Regions from separate parts of the Homo sapiens genome. Here regions 1, 3 and 4 are each linked to region 2. The links are chromatin contacts, found by Hi-C or POLR2A ChIA-PET in ENCODE. All regions are on one chromosome and are shown on one strand. Each heading gives the region's core, a stretch centred on a gene start or an enhancer-like site at or near the end of the contact. The rest is flanking DNA. Distances are from core to core; before and after follow the strand shown.

The links. Hi-C counts contacts between places; a loop is a spot of excess contacts on that map. ChIA-PET counts read pairs that join two places held with the same protein, here RNA polymerase II (POLR2A). Pooled maps may share reads with other maps.
Region 1: a loop to region 2 is called in a pooled map, with 24 times the contacts of the local background. The contact joins the promoter of WARS2-AS1 here to the promoter of TRIM33 in region 2. A Hi-C loop is called at or near these places in 9 of 50 pooled maps.
Region 3: a pooled map shows a loop between it and region 2 (14-fold over the local background). The contact joins the promoter of RBM15 here to the promoter of TRIM33 in region 2. A Hi-C loop is called at or near these places in 7 of 50 pooled maps. POLR2A ChIA-PET finds 5 or more read pairs at or near these places in 3 of 52 experiments (CD8-positive, alpha-beta T cell, OCI-LY7 and activated CD4-positive, alpha-beta T cell).
Region 4: a loop to region 2 is called in a map of naive thymus-derived CD4-positive, alpha-beta T cell, with 29 times the contacts of the local background. The contact joins the promoter of TENT5C-DT here to the promoter of TRIM33 in region 2. A Hi-C loop is called at or near these places in 1 of 168 maps with a recorded cell type or tissue (naive thymus-derived CD4-positive, alpha-beta T cell) and 5 of 50 pooled maps. POLR2A ChIA-PET finds 5 or more read pairs at or near these places in 1 of 52 experiments (activated T-cell).

The regions. Positions count from the first base shown.
Region 1 is chr1:119,138,840-119,141,800 of GRCh38, forward strand. It overlaps WARS2-AS1 (WARS2 antisense RNA 1), which reads left to right and starts at 1,557. Exons shown (of 7, transcript NR_125975.1): 1 at 1,557-1,954; 2 at 2,908-2,961. WARS2 (tryptophanyl tRNA synthetase 2, mitochondrial) reads right to left here and starts at 1,814. Exons shown (of 6, transcript NM_015836.4): 1 at 1,716-1,814. The coding sequence starts at 1,805. RefSeq lists an enhancer at 1,586-1,895.
Region 2 is chr1:114,509,654-114,512,724 of GRCh38, forward strand. It overlaps TRIM33 (tripartite motif containing 33), which reads right to left and starts at 1,550. Exons shown (of 20, transcript NM_015906.4): 1 at 898-1,550. The coding sequence starts at 1,423. LOC124904348 (a long non-coding RNA gene) reads left to right here and starts at 1,685. Exons shown (of 2, transcript XR_007066452.1): 1 at 1,685-2,272. RefSeq lists silencers at 1,087-1,386, 1,417-1,526 and enhancers at 1,717-1,886, 2,747-3,071.
Region 3 is chr1:110,337,794-110,340,802 of GRCh38, forward strand. RBM15 (RNA binding motif protein 15) reads left to right here and starts at 1,584. Exons shown (of 3, transcript NM_022768.5): 1 at 1,584-3,009. The coding sequence starts at 1,613. LOC124904276 reads left to right here. Exons shown (of 1, transcript XM_047437983.1): 1 at 1-1,210. The coding sequence starts at 642. The coding sequence ends at 1,148. It overlaps RBM15-AS1 (RBM15 antisense RNA 1), which reads right to left and starts at 1,378. Exons shown (of 4, transcript NR_036595.1): 1 at 1,204-1,378. RefSeq lists enhancers at 263-452, 1,593-1,892, 1,923-2,042, 2,013-2,751, 2,123-2,572 and a silencer at 553-822.
Region 4 is chr1:117,604,384-117,607,123 of GRCh38, forward strand. TENT5C-DT (TENT5C divergent transcript) reads right to left here and starts at 1,387. Exons shown (of 3, transcript NR_121626.1): 1 at 1,263-1,387; 2 at 406-553. TENT5C (terminal nucleotidyltransferase 5C) reads left to right here and starts at 1,665. Exons shown (of 2, transcript NM_017709.4): 1 at 1,665-1,770. RefSeq lists enhancers at 479-979, 980-1,480 and a silencer at 1,391-1,730.

The DNA.
Region 1 (2,961 bases), core at 307-2,806, 4.6 Mb after region 2:
GAAACAATCTAGATTAATAATTAACTTTAATAGCCCTATTCATAAATGCCACTGAAACAATAGTAGAGGTTTAAGAAATTTTTTCTTTAGCATTTATAATGACTTAGTGTCTTAAACTTCCCTGGGCAGTCATTAGCAGGCTGCAGTTTGTCTTTTTTTTCTCTCTCTCTTTGATTCTCTATTCTCAAGACATCTTCAATTCTTTAGTTTGGAATAAGGGGAAGTTTGGGTCTACGGCTTAGCTACTTTGATAGCATAGGTGTTAATGTGCTATAAATTATAAATAATCATCTCATTCTAGTTCTGCAGAATCAAACCCTCAAATTTCAAGGAGAGGAATTTTTGATAAATTTATCTAATTTTGAATTGTCTTACCTAACATTGCTGCTGAAATTTAAGGTGACATTTGAATAGTTGTTTGCTGACAAGCAGCTTTCCGGTATATATTAATATATTAGCTTATAAGAATTTTGTGAGGCTCACATTAATAAAAAACGGAAGTTCAAAAAATTTATGACATGACTAGAAAAATAAGTTGAACTTAAATTTTGGTTTTCATAATTACTCTCATTGGCTTTGTTTTGGCTTCATAATCATGGAACTATAGATTTTCCAGAGGTTGAAAGAACATTAACGTGTCAATCAGTCCAGCTCTCTTCCTCCACTCAATATGAGCAAAAAAAGAAGAAAAGTCCCAGAGAGATTGTGACTTGTCACACAGCTGTCAAGTGGCAGACCAAACCCTTGACCTCTAGGCTACCTTCCTGTCTAGCGCTGTTTTCAACACAACAGTTACAATAGGTGCGACATCCTCACACCTACTCATTATGGCAATACATATGCAAATGATGCCGGGAAATTACCTAATAAAATCACATTCTCTCCTTTCTCTCTAGTTCCCAGAATATATCTCCCGTAGATAAAGTATGTCAAAGTGCTTGCCACTGAGACTGTACTTGGAAGACGTTTGGTAAAATCCTGAATAACTGAAAGGGTATCCCCTCCCCCTGACTTTTTTGCTATGAGGGTAAAATTCCAAATATTTAAGACAATTCCCAATAAGACCAGGCCGCGACATGGTCTCCGTACGACGAGATTAATGGTAACAGCAGTGTTGTCAAGCGCAGGACAGGACAAACTCTGTAGCAGCTTGCGGTCACTCTTTCACAGCCTGCTAGATAGAGCAGTGCTGTGGAGCCACCAGGAGCAACCAGAATGGAAGATGCACTGACACTTGCTCAAGTACCACACTGCCAACCTGCTGCCCCGACCCAAGCTGCCCAATGCCTAACAAAACTTCTCTACTCTCTCCGATAGCCCCTTAGCGTGTTGTTAGGGTAAGGAGGGTAAAAACAGTAATAAGACCACAAGAAGAGCAGTCTCTAAAACAACCCGTCTCTGAAAACATCACACGCGGGGTAGGCTCACCGCGTTGCCCGGCAACAGCGGCGGCGCTCCGCTCCCAGAACTGGAGGTGGCGGCAAGAGGTCAGAAAGCGGCGCGCTTTTTCCACCAAGAAACCTTTACGTCATCACGTATCCTTGCAACGTCACTACGCTCTGAGCAGGCCGACAGTCATAGACGAGTAGACCTTAGGCGAGGGAAGGCATGTACTTTCCCTAAGAAGCGGGAGGAGAGAAATAAATAGAGGGCAGTGGGATGAGAAGAACCTCGCGGGATGGGAAGCCGCGGAGGGAAGGGCCGTCTTTGGTTACCTGGAGAGCGGGAGCAGCTGCGGATCCCTTATGAAGTGCCCGGATGAAGCTCCAGCGCTCACGCGCTTTCCGCATTGAGTGCAGCGCCATCTTGAGAAGGGCGGAGCCGTCTTGTTTGGAATGACGTCTGTTCAGAGAGCCAATCCCAGTCTCGCGACTCCTGCTTGCTGGGCGCGGCTTGGGCCTCCAGGCTGCGCAGCGCAGCCGCTATCGGGCGGACTGCAGTTCTTGCCGAGCAGGTGGGGACAGGAGCGGGGTGGGGCTTTAGTGTTTTTCCCTGGATCCCTTGTCTGCTCAGCCTTCCTGGAAGGAGAATTTCCTTGGGGGTTATTAGTAGCAACGCTTTAGACTGGAAGAAAGTCAAGTAGGCTGCATTTCTGATCTTAGCTATGTGAAGGCAACCTTTAAAAAGTTTGTTTAGAAACTCCCAGTTCTCTTAGAGGGTAATATAAGTGGTCTTTTTAGACATGTGTGGCCTCATTTCCCTTTTTTTTCTTTGAGACAAGGTCTCACTCTCGCCCAGGCTGGAGTGCAATGGCGCGATCTCGGCTCACTGCAACCTCCACCTCCCAGACTCAAGCTATTCTCCTGCCTCAGCCTCCTGAGTAGCTGGGACCACAAGGGTGCGCCACCACGCCCGGCTAATTTTTGTATTTTGGTGGAGACAGGGTTTCACCATGTTGCCCAGGCTCTCTCAAACTCCTGAGCTCAAGCCAAGCCATCTGCCTCGGCCTCCTAAAGTGCTGGGATTACAGGCATGTGCCACCGCACTGGACTTATGTGGCCTTATTTCATTCGTCCTGTAAACTTTGTTGAACCCTACCGTAATGTGCTGGGCACTGAAGGTACAGAGAAAGACATATCTTGTCTTCAAGTTGTGTACAGTCTAATAGAGTAGCGGATAAATAAATGATGTACACTTAATAGGTGTTAAAGAAGCAAGCACCGCAAGTTTTAAGGAGGAGTGGTTATGACTGTGGTGTTTCAACCTAGTCTAGGGAAGGCTGCAGGAAGGTTATACCTGATGGAAGAAATTGTTTTGTTTGGGGTTATGAGAAAGTTTAATACAGTTTTTCTGCTTCTGTTAATTCACCTAAAAATCTCCCAGACAGATAACGAGTGTTTCAGTAAAAATATAACTGGAAGAAATTCATGACAATTCCTTTATGTGTTTTGTTTATAATTCATCCAGCTACTGAAAATTACCAAGGAGAGGTAGGAGATAAGAGATGCCTATAAAGGAGCT
Region 2 (3,071 bases), core at 300-2,799:
GTGAGGTACTCATTCTTCAAGAAACCTGTTCATGGATTTCCTTTCCTGTGAAATTTCCCTGACCTTTCCTCTATTGTGCCACAACCATTGTACTGAGGACTCACCTCCACTGCTGCAAGTTATATGTTTCTCCTGTTAGACTGTGAATGAAGTCTTCATTGAGTACTTTATTCAATCCTAGCACAGTGCCCCAACACTAGGGGCTCATTAACGGCCAATTAGCTAAAACAAATTCATGCCCAGCTTTCCCTAACTCTCAATTTCCTTCAAAGTTCATTTCTCCTTCATCCCCAAACCTTAGGATTTTCCCTAACCATGCAGTCCACTTTCCGAGTTTCTCTTTCCCCATGTCATCTTACAATTTTCTTCCAGGCGCCTTCTCTGGACCCCTTGCTCTCCAACATATTCTCTCCACCTCCATTTAATCCATAGTCCTCCTCTCTCCTATCTGTGAACACGCCAAGTCCCCTCCCTCCAAAGCAATCCATCTTCACTGCCCTTACCTCTTACCTACTCCCTCAACACCTCGCTGGCCCGGGCCCTTTCAGCCAAAACGCTTCCTCACAACGTGTTTCCCAAATCCCCCTTCTCTCACTGTACGGGTCTGCCAGCTCCAGAACCAGCGCTCGGCCGGGTTCCGCACATCACAAACCCTCCCTCGGAGCCAGTGTCCCCTCCCCCAGCCTCTCGCAGCCGGCACCCCTCCCTTCATGCTCCCCTTATCTCTTGCGGTCCAGCTTCTCTGGAAAGTGTCCCAGGGGCGAGTCTTTCACCTTAGAGACCCCTCGGGATGGCGCCCGTCCGAGCAGCCCCAGGCCCCAGCACCTCCGTCCCCAGCTCCTCTAGGGTTGCGCAAATCCCTTGCGGCCCAGATGCCAGGCAGGGCCTCCGGCTCACCTTGCTGGATGTCGCCGTTGCTGCCCCCCGGGATGGGCACGCTGAGCTGGCGCTCCGGCTCGGGCAGGCAGCGCAGGCAGAAGGAGTGAAGACAGGGCAGCAGCTTGGGCTCCGCCTCACGCCGGCTCTGCAAGCTCTGCTGACACACGGCGCAGGTGTCCAGGAGCGAGGCTGGCGGTCCAGGAGGCGGCCCTGCCGAGGGACCCGGAGCGGGAGCCGAGGCTGGAGCTGGAGCCGGCGTCGATACTGCGCCCCCGGCAACTCCAGTGCCCACTGAGGCCGCAGGAGATGAAGCAGCCTGGGCCGAGCCCGAGGAGGCCGCGGCCACCCCCCCGTCGTCGGGCCCGGCCGCGCCGCCCTCAGCGCCGGCCCTGCCGCCTTCCTCCTCCTCCTCCTCCACCAGCACCGCGGTGAGAGGCGGCTCCGCCTCCTGCGCGGCGGGCCCGGCGGCCCCGGCAGTTACCGGCGCGCTGCCGCTGCCCCCGCCGCCGCTCTCAGCCTCGCCGCCGCCTTTGTTTTCCGCCATGTTTTCCTCTTTGAACCCGCCGGACCGCCCCGCGCCGCCCGCCGCCCGCGTCGCCGCCGCCGCCGCCCCCAGCCCCAGCCGCAGCCGCAGCAAGAGCGGCAGCCGAGAGCTAGCGAGAGAGCGAACCAACGAGAGCGCGCGCGCACGCGGCGCCCCCGCCCTCGCGTCGCGCGTTTGAAGGAGGGCGGTTGCGGCACGCGCACGTACGCACGGACGTCCTCCCGAGGGAGGCGGGAACTCGGTTCGCGGGCGCGGAGCGGTCCCGGACCCTCGAAGCCAGTTCCTTGCGTCAGTGCCGCGGCTCTTTAACCCGAAGGGAGATTTTTTTTTTAAAGCCAGAGGCCGTTGACGCTGGGTAGCCTTTGGCTGGGGTTGGTTATGAACTCCGACACAGCGGTGGTGCATACGGAAGGGTGGTAGCCGGGACGGTTCCGGTCCCTGCGAGCGTGTCCCGGGCGTCTCCGCGGAAGTTTCACCTGCCGCGCCGCTCGATCGCCGGGACCTCCTGGGTCTCTGCTGTGCGTAGACCAGCCGCGTTCCTTTGGGTGGCCGTGGAGCACTAAAGCGGGGCTTATTGTTTGTTTGGTTTTGGTTTTTTTTTTTGTTTTTTTTTTGCTTTTTGTTTTTGAACTGAGGATCTATCAGAAATAGGCTGAAAAGACCGAGTGAGGAAGAAACTCTTTAACAGCTATTTTTGGCATCTTAAGGTGATTCTCAGGAGTTGCTACGTATCAGAATCAACGGAGGAGTTTTTCAAAGCAGAGATGCCAGGGCCAGTCCCCAGACCTGAATCAGGAAGTGAGGGAGAGAGCCGACGGAGGGGGAAAAGTCCCTTCAGCTGATTCTTATGTATGTCAGTTTGGAGAGCCACGGATATAACCAATACTGCGTCCTTCTGAGGTCCCACTTTAAGTGTCCTGGGTTGAGCTGGGTGACAAATGCCCTTACAACAATGGTAGTAGAAGCTTTCAGGCCAAGCGCAGTGGCTCACGCCTGTAATCCCAGCACTTTGGGAGGCCGAGGCGGGCAGATCACTTGAGGTCAGGTCAGGAGTTCGTGGGCAGCCTGGCCAATATGGTGAAACCCCGTCTCTACTAAAAATATAAAAATTAGCCGGGTGTAATGGCGTGCGCCTGTAATCCGAGCTACTCAGGAGGCTGAGGCAGGAGAATGGCTTGAACCCGGCAGGAGGCGGAGGCTGCAGTGAGCCGAGATAGCGCCACTACACTCCAGCCTGGGCGACAGAGCGAAACTCCGTCTCAAAAAAAAAAGAAAAGCTTTCAGAAAGTTGCCTTTTTATTTGAAAAAAAAAAAAAGGTATTTGGAGGATTTTATGTAGTGCAACAACTGTTTTAGTGTTAAGATCATGAAATGCTTTGGTCTCCTGTTAGTGTTCCCAAGAAAGGTGCTGTAAGTCCTTAAACCACGTGAAAACTTTTTTTTTTTTTGAGACCTCCTCGTTCTGTCGCCCTGGCTGGAGTGCAGTGGCGTCATCACATTTCATTGCAGCCTCGACTTCCCAGGCTCAAGCCGTGCTCCTCGCAATTACCTGGGACCGTAGATGCACGCCACCATGACTTAGCTGATCTTTTTTTTCCCTTTGCCTCGAAGAGGCTGGGGTCTCACCATGTTGCCCAGGCTGAAACTC
Region 3 (3,009 bases), core at 334-2,833, 4.2 Mb before region 2:
GGGCTGCAGACAGTCTAAAGGCTGTGGTGACCTCAGCGCTGCGTCCCTCCAGCAACCGGCGAGTGCTGGGGCACAGGCCATACCCCCCTAAGCTCGGCATCGCCTGCACCTCTCACAGGTGCTCTGTCCGCCACAGTAACGCACTATGGAAAGGAAAGTTGTACGGCGAACGACTGAAGGAGCCAAACGAGGTGGATCTGGAGCGGCCGCAAGGTGCCTGTGCTGCTGGCTTTTAACACACAATAAGAGTGCCAAGGGATACAAGAAGCCACAGGGGGAAAAACAAGTGACATATCTGCATGGAGCCTAAATTTCGCTTGGTGATTTTCAGGGTAGAAGCATTACATATTAAAAACACTGCTATTTTAGGGGAATACAGAATTTAAAAATCCACACAGATTCGCAACATAAAACATGCCGCCCAAAGACACGTCCGCGGTGTCCCGACAGTTCCGGCTCCGCCCGCGGGCCACGAGGCGGGGAGCGACGGTCACTCCCCTCGGTTACCCGGAGTACTTGGGCGGGAACGGGTAGCTCGCGGGAGAGACGGGCTCCTGGGCGAGGGCTGCGTCTTAGTCGCCCTGCTTCTTAGCTCTCGAGGTCCCGCGTGTTACGTGTTAGCACCGCCCGGGGGCGTCAGCATGACCCGAGGCTGCAGGAACCGTGAACTCTCTGCCCCGCGGGCCCAGGTGACCGCGGGCGGCGCTCTCCCGCGCGCGGGGGGCGGGGCTCCCCCCGGCTGTTCACTCAGCTACCACAGCGACGTAAAATGGTGTCCGCTAGGCGTCCCAGGACGGCTTCCTGAGGGACTGGAGGGCCCCGACAGCCGGAAAGCCTGCCCCGCCCCTTGGCCGGCACAGGTACGACGGCGGGGAGCTCAGAAGTTTCGAACTCCAAGGGCCGAAGCACAGCCAAACACCCCACGGAACTTAACAAATGTTTGTGGGGAGAACGCCGAAAACGCGGGGAGGCGGGGCTGGCGCACAGTCACCCTCTCGCGACATCTAAGTGACGTCGCACAGCAAGCACGTGTTCTAGTCTTTCACCTTCAGTCAGCCTCCTCCGTTATACAGGCCTACCCCTTTAAGCGAGTGATGGACAGTTATTTCAGCCTATCAACTTCCTTGCCGACATCCAATCAGATTTAAACTTCTTTTAGCCGCCGGAGGAGTTGGAAAAAGGGGGTCGAAAGAGGGAGCTTACCGTCTCTCGCGATATCGCTGTGAGCCTGCCTCTCTGGAAAAAACGCCGAAACTGATGGCCCGACCTCCCAAATAGTGGTTTAAAGGACGGGTTTATAAGCCAATGAAAGGGATAAGGAGGTGGGTTGCTGCTGTCACTGAGCAAGAAGTACCGTTACAGGGCAGACTTTTTGTCCAATCAACACCTCAACACTTTGGGTCACGTGACCGCAGAGTGCGAGGGGCGGAGCTACAGTCTGGCGCGAGGAACCGTTAAGATAGACAACAAATGTAACCAATGAGGTACTCCGACTAGGGGGTTGGGAACCCAATAACAGTGGTTGGGCGGGCGCCTTCCTGGAGCGCGGGGAGATGTAAAGATAGACAAATAATTTTCCCAATGAGACTGTAGAAGAGAGAGCAATTGGCCAATGAGGACTGCGGGGCGGGACCCTGTGCCGCGGCGGAGTCCAAGATGGCGGCGTGCGGTTCCGCTGTGTGAAACGAGCGCGGGGCGGCGGGTTACTCAGCTCCGCGGAGACGACCTCCGACGACCCGCAACAATGAAGGGAAAAGAGCGCTCGCCAGTGAAGGCCAAACGCTCCCGTGGTGGTGAGGACTCGACTTCCCGCGGTGAGCGGAGCAAGAAGTTAGGGGGCTCTGGTGGCAGCAATGGGAGCAGCAGCGGAAAGACCGATAGCGGCGGTGGGTCGCGGCGGAGTCTCCACCTGGACAAGTCCAGCAGTCGAGGTGGCAGCCGCGAGTATGATACCGGTGGGGGCAGCTCCAGTAGCCGCTTGCATAGTTATAGCTCCCCGAGCACCAAAAATTCTTCGGGCGGGGGCGAATCGCGCAGCAGCTCCCGGGGTGGAGGCGGGGAGTCACGTTCCTCTGGGGCCGCCTCCTCAGCTCCCGGCGGCGGGGACGGCGCGGAATACAAGACTCTGAAGATAAGCGAGTTGGGGTCCCAGCTTAGTGACGAAGCGGTGGAGGACGGCCTGTTTCATGAGTTCAAACGCTTCGGTGATGTAAGTGTGAAAATCAGTCATCTGTCGGGTTCTGGCAGCGGGGATGAGCGGGTAGCCTTTGTGAACTTCCGGCGGCCAGAGGACGCGCGGGCGGCCAAGCATGCCAGAGGCCGCCTGGTGCTCTATGACCGGCCTCTGAAGATAGAAGCTGTGTATGTGAGCCGGCGCCGCAGCCGCTCCCCTTTAGACAAAGATACTTATCCTCCATCAGCCAGTGTGGTCGGGGCCTCTGTAGGTGGTCACCGGCACCCCCCTGGAGGTGGTGGAGGCCAGAGATCACTTTCCCCTGGTGGCGCTGCTTTGGGATACAGAGACTACCGGCTGCAGCAGTTGGCTCTTGGCCGCCTGCCCCCTCCACCTCCGCCACCATTGCCTCGAGACCTGGAGAGAGAAAGAGACTACCCGTTCTATGAGAGAGTGCGCCCTGCATACAGTCTTGAGCCAAGGGTGGGAGCTGGAGCAGGTGCTGCTCCTTTCAGAGAAGTGGATGAGATTTCACCCGAGGATGATCAGCGAGCTAACCGGACGCTCTTCTTGGGCAACCTAGACATCACTGTAACGGAGAGTGATTTAAGAAGGGCGTTTGATCGCTTTGGAGTCATCACAGAAGTAGATATCAAGAGGCCTTCTCGCGGCCAGACTAGTACTTACGGCTTTCTCAAATTTGAGAACTTAGATATGTCTCACCGGGCCAAATTAGCAATGTCTGGCAAAATTATAATTCGGAATCCTATCAAAATTGGTTATGGTAAAGCTACACCCACCACCCGCCTCTGGGTGGGAGGCCTGGGACCTTGGGT
Region 4 (2,740 bases), core at 137-2,636, 3.1 Mb after region 2:
GAATCTCATAGACGCACTGTTGGGCAAGAGAAGCCAGACATAAAATTGTACGTGTTATGTATTTCATCCATAGCAAGTTCAAATATTGGTAAAACTAATCTATGGTGATAGAGGTTAAAATAGTGGTAATCCTTGTCGGATACTGAATGGGAAGGGGCATGAATGAGCTGGAAAGGTTCCACATCTTGATATGGATGGCAGTTACATGGGTATGCATATGTAAAAAATTATCATTCTGGACACTTTTGATTTGTGCGCTTTACTGAATGTTATACCTCAAAAACAAAAAGTAAAACAAAAAATCAGATCATATGTCTTGATTTCGCGTCTAACAATAGGATCACTGGCTTTCCCTATAAACACTCATATTGATGTCCTATCGCATTAAAGTTCCTGGATACTCACTCTCCTCTCCCTCGCTGGGAAAGACATATTTGAGAACTCTTCATAGTCTGACAGACAGGAGAACCACACTTATTTCAGGCAGGGTTGGAAGAGTAGGGCGGAGGAGATGTAAATACTGCATCTGGGAAGTAATCTTTTCCCCCAGCACCTAGTAAACGATCAATACAAGTACAATAATGTCTATTGATAAATAACATTGTCCAACATTGGCTACTATCTGATACATACAGCATTTGCCACACACTTTCTAACAGGCACTAGGCAATGCACTAATTGTTTCCCACGTATTTTCTTAATACTTATATAATTCTACAGAGCTGTCCCATTGTTAGTCTTGTCCTACAGATAGGAGACGCAGGTTGTTGGAGGGTTGGTTCAGTTACTTGCCTAAGGCCTTACAGAAAGTTTAAGTGGTGCATGGAGATCTCAACTCAGATTAGTCTGAATTCAGAACCTGGGCTGTAAACCACTCGCTATGTTATGAATGGATGGTGTCCAAGCCCTGCCTGCATGTTATATAACACACTGGACCAAGTGCTGTGGCATTCCGAATGGGGCCGAAGCGGCTGCGGCTGCCGACATTGGCGATGGACTCCCCGAGGCCCTTCGTCCCACTAACTGCACACAGGTGGTCCCCGGGGCCAGAGAGCCGCCGGCGCTCTCTCCCCGAAGACCACGCCTTCGCCTCCAGCCAGTTTGCTTGGGGAATCAGAAAGGTGCCCAGGGCCCAGAAACCATTAAGTTTTTTCCGACTTCAAAAACACACACCGGAGGTAGGCGTGGGCGTTACCCGCCTCACTCCTGGGGGCAGGGAGAACCAACGCGAAAATCCCCAGAGAGGCGGAAGAAAAACCTGCCTGCGAGAGAATAGGATGGAGATGGGAAAAGCCTGGGGAAGAGAGAGTTATGCGGCAGGAATAGCAGAAAAGCGTACTAAGCAAAAAGAAAGGTGTCCCACTAACTCCGAAGTTAAGTGGGTGTCGACGCAGCCCCCTCTATTGCGCTTGCGCAGTGCTGCCTCCCTGAGCACCCCGCCCCTTCCCGCCGCTGAGGATTTACTCGTCTCTTGGCAACCATTCACCCGAAGAGCCAATCAGAGGGCAGCCCTCGCCCCGCCCCTGCCGTCAGGGCCGGGCGGAAGGGTCCCGAGGGGACTGGCTCCGCCACGCCCCGCCCCTGGCTCCCCCGGGAGGGCGGCTCAGGGGCGGGGACGGGGGCGTGGTCCCGCCGTATAAGAACGGAGGGGGCGGCGGCGGGACGGCTCACTCGGTGCCGCTGCCTAGGGGCTGTAGAGGTCGCGCCGCTCCTGCTGGGGCCTGCCCACGCCAAGGACCTGCCTCTGTCGCCTCCTCTTCTATTGCCCAGGTGAGTCCGCGACCCCCCTCCTCTAAAGGTGCGGCGATGCGGCAGCAGCCCCAGGGAGCCGCGAGCTCACTTAGTGGGGGTCCGCCCCCACTAAGTGGTGCTCAGGTCTTTGCCCAGCCTGGTAGGGGGCAGGCGGACCCGAGGGGAGCTGCGGACAGGTGCCGAGACCCGGTGCTCCTTTCCCCTCCTGCTCCCTCGAGGACCCCCGCCCCTGACACACCCGTCCCAAAGGGCCAGAAGAGACGCTCCGAAAGGGAGCTACAACTTTCCAGAGACCTGGGGCTTGGCAAACTCCAGCGAGTTCCTGCTCCGCGCGTCCTGCAGGCTGCGCGCTGGCCAGGCGCGGGCAGGGCGTCTGAAGAGTGTGTGATCGGCGCCTCCGCTCCTACCTGGATCAGACGGCGCCCCCCGCCACCCATGCCTCCCTTCCTGGCTTGCAGTCCCTCGGGCTCGCCCCGGCGCTCCCGCGGGCGCGCACACCTTCGCCGGCCCGCCGAGTGTGAATTCGAATTCGGCGGTTTCACTAGGCGCAGCTGGAGACGCAGCGGTCCGGGGCTTGGATCTGGTTGGGGAGGGGAGGGGCGCTTCCTAGGCTCATTGCCAAGTCCTGAGTTTTAAGGAGAAGGGCGGAGATCCTTAAATTTAATGCGCTCACATCAGACTGTGGACACCATGAGCAGCAAAGGGATCCAAGCCAGTGACTTGTGCGCTGCGCGTCTCTCAGAAACTTCTTGGGAATGCGGTGTCTGTGAAACCTGCTTCCTCTCCTTTTGAAAATGAAACTTGCTTTACTGCGTAGGTGAAAAGCCACGGCAAGTGGGTCGACTCGGACGGATACCGGTGCGGCTGCCCCGGGAGGTGTCGCAGTTCGGGGACTCCCTTCGCACTGGTCGCGAGGCAGGAGGGAGCAGGGTGGGAGGCGAGTCAGAGGAGGGTGACTTACCTGAAGAATACAGGTTGGTAGCCTGCA